Linked DNA regions of Homo sapiens: all the other regions are linked to region 3. A link is a loop called in an ENCODE intact Hi-C map of the cell type or tissue named here. Cell type or tissue: GM12878. All regions are shown on one strand.

Region 1 (2,500 bases), 140 kb after region 3:
TTTACATTTTTAGTGCTAACCACTGAGATACTAAAACATAGTTCACGCAGATCTAGTCTTTACATTTCAACATTCACATCTTGAGATCAACTTTAACATAGTAATGATCATACTAGAACATCATAATTGGATATATTCAATTAAATTTCGTAGAGTATTACCTTTACTTCTTATAAGGCTTGGGATCTCTTGCACTTAAAATTTAAAGGTACATGTGAATTTTACACAAATCTATCTACTTTTCCTCTAAAAGCAAATGCAGTAATAGCCCCTGACAGAATTCCCTTTGGAAGATATATTTTTCTTAGTAAGAGAAATCAACCAAAGACAACTTTTAAATATTTCTAACCAAGAGGACTGCAATATTCAATCAAGTTAATGTTATCAGTGTGGTGATTATTTGAATATCTTTGATGTCAGAGCCATGCCTCAGAATTTCAAAATTCACTTGACTTTGAAATCAAAGTATACATGCTTTTTTCCTACTGTAATATAAAATATATATTAAAATTTTATCAAAAAATTGAACACACAAAAGGAAACTGCAAACTTTGCCAAGGATTTTGATACAAATTTAATTTGTTTTCAAATATCTTATTATCTATGTAATATATAAAACATAAGCTAACTGTGAATGTGGTGTATATTTTACTATTTGTATGACAAAAGACTGAAGTTTTCCTGCCCTAGGTTTACATTAGCATGTGCATTTTTAAAAGGCAGTAGTATGTATTATAGTGGGGAAAATATCAGTCCAGGATTTGGAAATCCTGTTTTAGCTTCAATCCTGGCTTTGTCTACTAGCCATATGATTTCTTTAAATTTTTTTCTCTTTTAAACTGGGAATAGTATGTTTCCTACCTAGTTCGTTGGGCATAAAAGGATGCTTTAAATCAAATCTATAAAAACATATGAAATATAATTTGTTTAAGTGTAGTTTCCTTAGGAATCATAAACAACTTCACTCATTAAAGGTTTGTTATCTAATGTATGGCTATCCCTCTTTTCTTCATATTGCTAAACTCTTGTACTGTTCTTCCATTAGTGGAAAAAAGAGAAAAGGAAAAAGAAGAAAACATTTCAATTTTCAAATCCATCCCTTTACTATCATACTTTAGACTACTCTGATTAAAGATTTTGAGAGTGATGACATTGAATTCAACATTTAAAATCAAGTGTGTTATGTCTAATTTGTATATTTTGCCTTCAAAAGATGCAAATTCCTTCTTTTGGCATCATGTGAAGAGTTAAGAATGCAACGAAAGAACTGAAACAAAAACTTATTCCATAAATCAACACTCCAGAAAAGAGACATTTTTCCTGTTGTGATTGTTATTATCATTCCAGCCCCTAGCGTACTAAGAGATTAGGAAAGTTTATGATATGAATGAATGCATAACTGAATGAATGTCTCTATGTTTGCAAGAAAAATATTCTATTATTTTTGTATTTAATTATTAATATTTGCCACAGAGTCAGTCTTACCACAAATTTTTCTCTGTCTCCAAGCCATTGCTTTTCCCAGAATTTCTAAATTGTGAGTTGTTGCTGTTTTATCAAATATAGAATAGTCATCACTTAAATTGTTGGGCAAGTTCAGTACTAACACTTATCTCTTCCACTTAATCTAGAGGTGAGATTTGCAGAAGCATCTTAAAGACAAGAGGGACAGGGCTTAGAGAATTTTTTTTTTAAGGCACCGTTCTTGCAAAAGAGTGATGTAAGAGGTAAGGAAGCTAAGAGACAAAACTGAACAAATGAGTTTAGGGAGAAAGCTAGCCTTTTACAGAGTAAAAGGAAACAGAAAGTTTGAAGTACTTTCCTCCAGCCTAATGAGGGTTTTTGAAATTAAGGGTTCTTAGAGCAAACCTGGAATTAGAACAAGTTAAAGAAGTAAAGAATGTAGGGAATGAATGGAGAGGGCTTGTTTGTCTAGAGTTGGTGCTTTAATAGAAAACGGCAGGTCAGCAGCAATGGCTGCAGCTGACAAATTGGCATGTATAAAAATAGGGACATTCTTATGGGGGCAGGAAAGCAGAGTGCTAATAACAGAAGGTTTTTTTTTTTTTTTTGCACTTGTATTAATCCAAAGAAGTTATTTAAAATTATAGTTCACATTTTTTTTCTCCATTTCTCAGAATTGTTTAAAGAGAGGAAAGAGAGGAAAAGGAAAGGGATAATTTATAGGATGTACCTTAGGAATTATTATTAGAAGAATAAAAAAGACTACTACTGGCAAACCTAAGTGCATTAGAAATGAAGTAATTAAAGGTTCTATAAGAAAATGAGCAAATTAGAGCTAGCAGTCATCTATTAACCTACTGTGACTTATAACTCACATTTTACTTTTTTCTCCCAGTGCAAAGCTCCCTTATTACCGTGTATGATGTTCACATGCAATTTTCTATTGTCGTAACCACATATATGTGGTGATGAGTGGATCTTAATTTGTTCTTCTATGTGCCTCTAGTTCACCAGCTTTAATTGTAGGGCACAGTTT
Region 2 (2,500 bases), 81 kb after region 3:
AAAAAATTTTTTTTAAATTGTATCAGAGCCTTAAAGAAGGGGCAAGTATGAAAATATTAAGAATCTATACAATGACACCTGCAATGTTGGGAACATAGATCAACTCAGAACAACTGCATGCATTTCCTGCTCCTTGATAAAACTAAAGAAATTACAAGTAAAGGAAGTGATGAAAAGGAATTTTTTTCAAGGCTGGGATTTTTAAAAGGCAGAGATCCTCCATCCCCCAATGGCAGCTTCTTGAATTTTTTGACACACATAGTTTACTAAATAATTAAACTATAATACATCTTCCCTCCAAGGATAAGCACTATAGTAAGACCTAGGAAAGTAATGAGGATCAAGAATGAGCCCTTTGGCCTATAGAACAGAGCTGTGAAGACTTGACCTGGAAATGAAGCAGAGAGACTGCTTGCTCTGGTAAGAATTCACCAGCTGCCTCTATATCTTAAATCTGTAAGAGAAAGGTGGATGTGAGTCTGATGTAATTTGGTTCCTATTTGAGTCTTTACCAAAGAAAGCTTGAGAACCTGCAGAAGGGATGGAGGGCAAAGGAAGCATGTGCTTCTCATTCTTCTTGCCAGTAAGCAGCATGTGGATAAGGGGAGCCTCCATGTGAACTGGAACTGTTTGGGACCCATTCCAGTGACTTCACATGTTCTCCTGTCTTCTGTTTGAAAGCCAGTGCCAAAGAAGAGACAGGAAGAATGCATGTGTGAGTAAAGGGTTAAACTCAGCAATATGTGTGGATAAAGTCCCGGTGTATTTCCTATCGGATGTATCAGATCTATTTTGAGGTTACTTATCAGTTGGTTATTGTGCTAATAATTGACATTAAAATTAATACTACAGTTTGGGAACTAGGCAAAGAGCTAACAAGTTTGCTTTTACACAGAGCTTTCCAAAAGCAATCTGTGTAACTTGTTTCTGGAATGCAGCTGTGTAAGTTTTCATTAACATCTTGCAGGTGGAGCCTAATTTTAGTTCAGCCTTGAGAAGGGGGAATTGTTTTCCTCACCATATGCATAGCACCGCAACAGCAGCAAAGCAGGTGGGGCTTTGCCAAGCACTTGTTTACTTTCTTGTTTTTTTATAAAATGGATGATTCATATCGTTAATCATGCAGTTTCTATTTGATTTTAACACGTCTTTAACAGAATAGTCTGGAGTACATTTGACCTACAGTTACTTGAATGTGAAACAAAAGCAATGAAATGGAAAATGATAAGAAAATGAGCAATGAATCCTAAATATAGTGGGGAGAAGCCAGTGAATGAAGTAAAATTTAGAAATACATCTGTTTGGCTACAAAAGCATTTTAAAAAGCAACCTTCCAGATTTTGGTTTGGCAATTTGAAGTTGGCTCAGTTAGAAAGTTCCATATATATACATATATATGTGTGTGTGTGTGTGTGTGTGTGTGTGTATTTTTCTTTTTCTTTGCCATTGCAAGAAGGAAAGTATTACAGGAAGGAAGCTGTTGCTGGAAAGAGAGGAGATGAGGGGTCAGAAAAGACAACTGAGATGCATACACATTGTTTTCTCATGCAAGTTCTTCCCTGGCCTTTGAATCTCAGGGAATGGCTGGTAATCGGCTTAAATTTTAGGACTGAGGAAAAAAATATTGTTAAGAATCAGAGAGTGATTAATGACAGTAATTTCTTTTTTCATTTGTTTAGGAACTATCTTAAGATTGACGTTAAGCTTCAAAGGCACAAACTCCATACCTCTACTATGTTTCATATGCTTCACTGCAGTGAACCTACTGTGTGTGTCTCTTTGGATGTGAGGCTAGTGTGGTCTGGCCATAACGTGGCTGCATGTCATCTGGCTTAAACAAGCGCCTTTGAATTCTTCTACCCTGTGGTGTGTGCATGAAAATTCCATTACCTCCACAGAGAGGGGGCAGCTCCATGTGCATATTTGTTTCTTTCAATTCAGTCTCTTGGAATGGATGGAATGTGTGATAACGCTATATAGGAGTCTATTGTTCTGAACCTTAAAATAAACCTTTTCTTAAAAGCCCTCTTCTGGACCTTGAAGGTCACCATTCAAGGGCTTTGCCTTTATGGAAGTTCTTAACCTGGTATACAGGTTTGTCCATGAAAGTGCTTTAGAATGTTCGTGAAAAAGGGTTGTTTTGGGCCGGGCGCAGTGGCTCACGCCTGTAATCCCAGCACTTTGGGAGGCCGAGGCGGGTGGATCACCTGAGGTCAGGTGCTCGAGACCAGCCTGGCCAAAATGGTGAAACCCCTGTCTCTACTAAAAATACAAAGATTAGCTGGGCATGGTGGCAGGCACCTGTAATCCCAGCTACTCAGGAGGCTGAGGTAGGAGAATCGTCTGAACCAGGGTGAAGGAGGTTGCACTAAGCTGAGATAGTGCCACTGCACTGCAGCCTGGGTGACAGAATGAGACTCTATCTCAAAAATAAAAAGTAAATAAAGAAAAGAAAATGGGTTTTGTTTTCTGAATAGACATGAATGTGCATATTTCTCAG
Region 3 (2,500 bases):
CTTTCCATACAGTTTAATTTTTTTTAAAAAATTCATCATCATCTATTGTTAACTGCACATTGGTCCTATGAAGCAGCTAAGTATTGCTCTCTCCATTTTTCAGATGAGAAAACCGAGGCTCATTAAGCTTAAGTGATGTCCATTTAGGTGACATCAGAGACAGGGATACAAATGCAGGCTTATCAGATGTAATCTAAAATAACACATTTTAAAAGTTCCAACTATGTTTCCCAAGTTTTGAGACTCCATATGAAAAATACAGGCATGTTTGTTTACTTCTGCAAAGCAAATTAAATGTGTAGCCCATGCATTATTGATGTCTATTATTTTCGTTCCTAAGAAGTATGTGTATCAAATTGCCTTTACAAGAGAAACTGTATTAAAACAACTTGTATTTACATGCCTTTTTAGTTTACACTTGAGCGTTTATTTTTCTGCTAACTTTAAGACAGTAATATGTGATGCTATTTTCAAAATCAGACATGCTGGTGACTCTTCCAGAGCATAGATCAGTGTTTGTACTTAAGATGTCCAGCCTGGAATAGGACTGTACCATTAAAGGCACATGTGCAAGTAAGTAAAGACTGCCAGACCAAATGGATGGCAAAGCCTTGAATTGTAAACTAACCCCGGAGGAACTTTTAGAATTGTTAGAACATTTGCCCATTATTTCTAGAAGAATCTCAGTGGCTCTAATCCATCTCAAACTTCTTCTCAATATAGCTCATTTCCTCTTGAAATTTTTCTTCTCTTCTATGGCCAGCATAGACAAGAAGGGGCAGACAGGCCTAGAGTAGACCCCAGGCCTCTTAGACCTAACTTAGGGCAAACGCAGAGAGATGCCCCAGGCAAATATGCACAGGGCTCTCAAGAACACCAGCAGCAGGGCAAATTGCTGCCTGATTTGCAGTTCTGCACTCTATCAGAATTTTATATCTGGAAGATAATAATTTAGAGACTAATACAACATGCTCATTGAATAGATTAGGAAATGTGTTTCTCAGAATTTGAATGACTTGCCCTAGTTCAGTGGTAGAATGAGAGATAAAACATGCCACTCAGAGTGGAATAAAATATATTTGTTTGTTTAAAAACATGACATTAATCAAGACAGACTAGTGGTGTAGCTGGAGGACCACACTTTAGATCACAAGATTTCTAAGTAAACTTTGATTTACTTAAAAACCTGGAGATAGAATATCAGTTTGGCTACCTTGCCTAAATAATGAAGTTAATATTTATTTCTGGAAAGGCTTGGATCTATCATCTAAAGTCTTAAATCATATTCATTCAGTGCCATGTTTAAGCAGTACAGTAATGAAAAGGAACAGTCAGTCTGAAAGAGAGAGCTGCTGATCGACACTCAAGTAATGAGTGTGCTTCCATCCAGTGCACAGGTGATCATTGGTGAGAGGAGGGCATGACTAGCAACTGCGTTTTCCTTGGCGCAGTGCAGAGCTGAGCAGGATGATTTATAAACCTCAACACATTGAAGACCAAAAAAAATAAATCATTAAGTAGCATGCCTCATGATTCAACTTGCTTTTCTTTCCCCCAACATGGGTAATAAATTGTGTGGGCTTTAATAATTTATAGGAGATGTTGTTATAATGTGAGAATATTAACTTTGGTGAGTCTTTTAATTTGTTTGTGATGTCAATAGTGTGCTGAAGTGTTTCTTCTACAGGACAGCAACACCACTAATGCACAATTGTATGCTGACTCTTCAGTCAGAGGCTCCTGGGGACCAGAAGAGACAGTTCACTTTAGCACTGATCTTATCAATTTGGTGTATGTCCCTGAGGAATTACATGCCACAGAGAGAATTAAAAGGAACAGTTTGAAAGCATTTAGAATCATATTAGCACATTCACATACAACCCCTCTTCCCCATGTCCTTGTGGAAAGATAGCCTGACTCAAGCAATTTTATTTCTGCCCAGGATTATGCCTCAGAAAAAGAGAGAGAGAGAAGAAGAAATCTTAACTAACAAAAAACAGCACAAGGAAAGCCCCCAAAATATTCCAGATTCATCTGAGAATGTGGCCAATTTCTTCCCAGTTAATAACGTCCTCCACAGATTTTCCCTCAGATGTTTTCTCGTCATTTCACAAATGTGACAGTAGTGACCCTCTCACATTTCAGACATAATTCCTCTCTGCCCCACCTATGTTTTCAATCAGGAAGGAAAGGGTTTTTAACAGTTTAGTGAACATCAGAGCCAGAAAAGTATATATAGGGAGAAGAAAGAGGCAGAATGAAAGAAAAAGGAAGGCAGAACAGTTCAAGAGATGATGTTATGGGAAAAGAGAGCTTCTGCAATAGGGCTGAGTGTGGAAGAGCCTGAGAGCATCAGCCAGGCACCATTCCGAATTTTAATTCCAATCTACAAGCTGCAAACACAAATGAAGACCTGCCCCTTCCTGAGTTTCAAGCAAACCTCTCTCCATATATAGATTCTGCTACTTAAACAAAAAAAAATTAAAACACATGAAGCAGT

Evidence for each region. A loop is a pair of places that touch in the nucleus more often than their neighbours do. Peaks named below come from ENCODE experiments on the same cell type or tissue, not always from the same donor. Only the 100,000 strongest peaks of a DNase experiment are listed, where the experiment ranks them.
Region 1: a loop joins it to region 3, with 1.9 times the contacts of the local background. A loop is called at or near these places in 1 of 110 quality-filtered maps.
Region 2: it touches region 3 in a loop (2.0-fold over the local background); 1 of 110 quality-filtered maps calls a loop at or near these places.

Annotation. Positions count from the first base shown.
Region 1 is chr1:81,741,338-81,743,837 of GRCh38, forward strand. It overlaps a transcript of ADGRL2 not described here. Among named protein-coding and RNA genes, the nearest start is that of ADGRL2, 58 kb to the right of the region's middle. In GM12878, no CTCF peak of the experiment used is centred here; no DNase peak of the experiment used is centred here.
Region 2 is chr1:81,680,707-81,683,206 of GRCh38, forward strand. It overlaps a transcript of ADGRL2 not described here. Among named protein-coding and RNA genes, the nearest start is that of ADGRL2, 120 kb to the right of the region's middle. RefSeq lists an enhancer at 1,575-2,143. In GM12878, no CTCF peak of the experiment used is centred here; a DNase peak (open chromatin) is centred at 1,156.
Region 3 is chr1:81,599,647-81,602,146 of GRCh38, forward strand. It overlaps a transcript of ADGRL2 not described here. Among named protein-coding and RNA genes, the nearest start is that of ADGRL2, 200 kb to the right of the region's middle. In GM12878, no CTCF peak of the experiment used is centred here; a DNase peak (open chromatin) is centred at 1,371.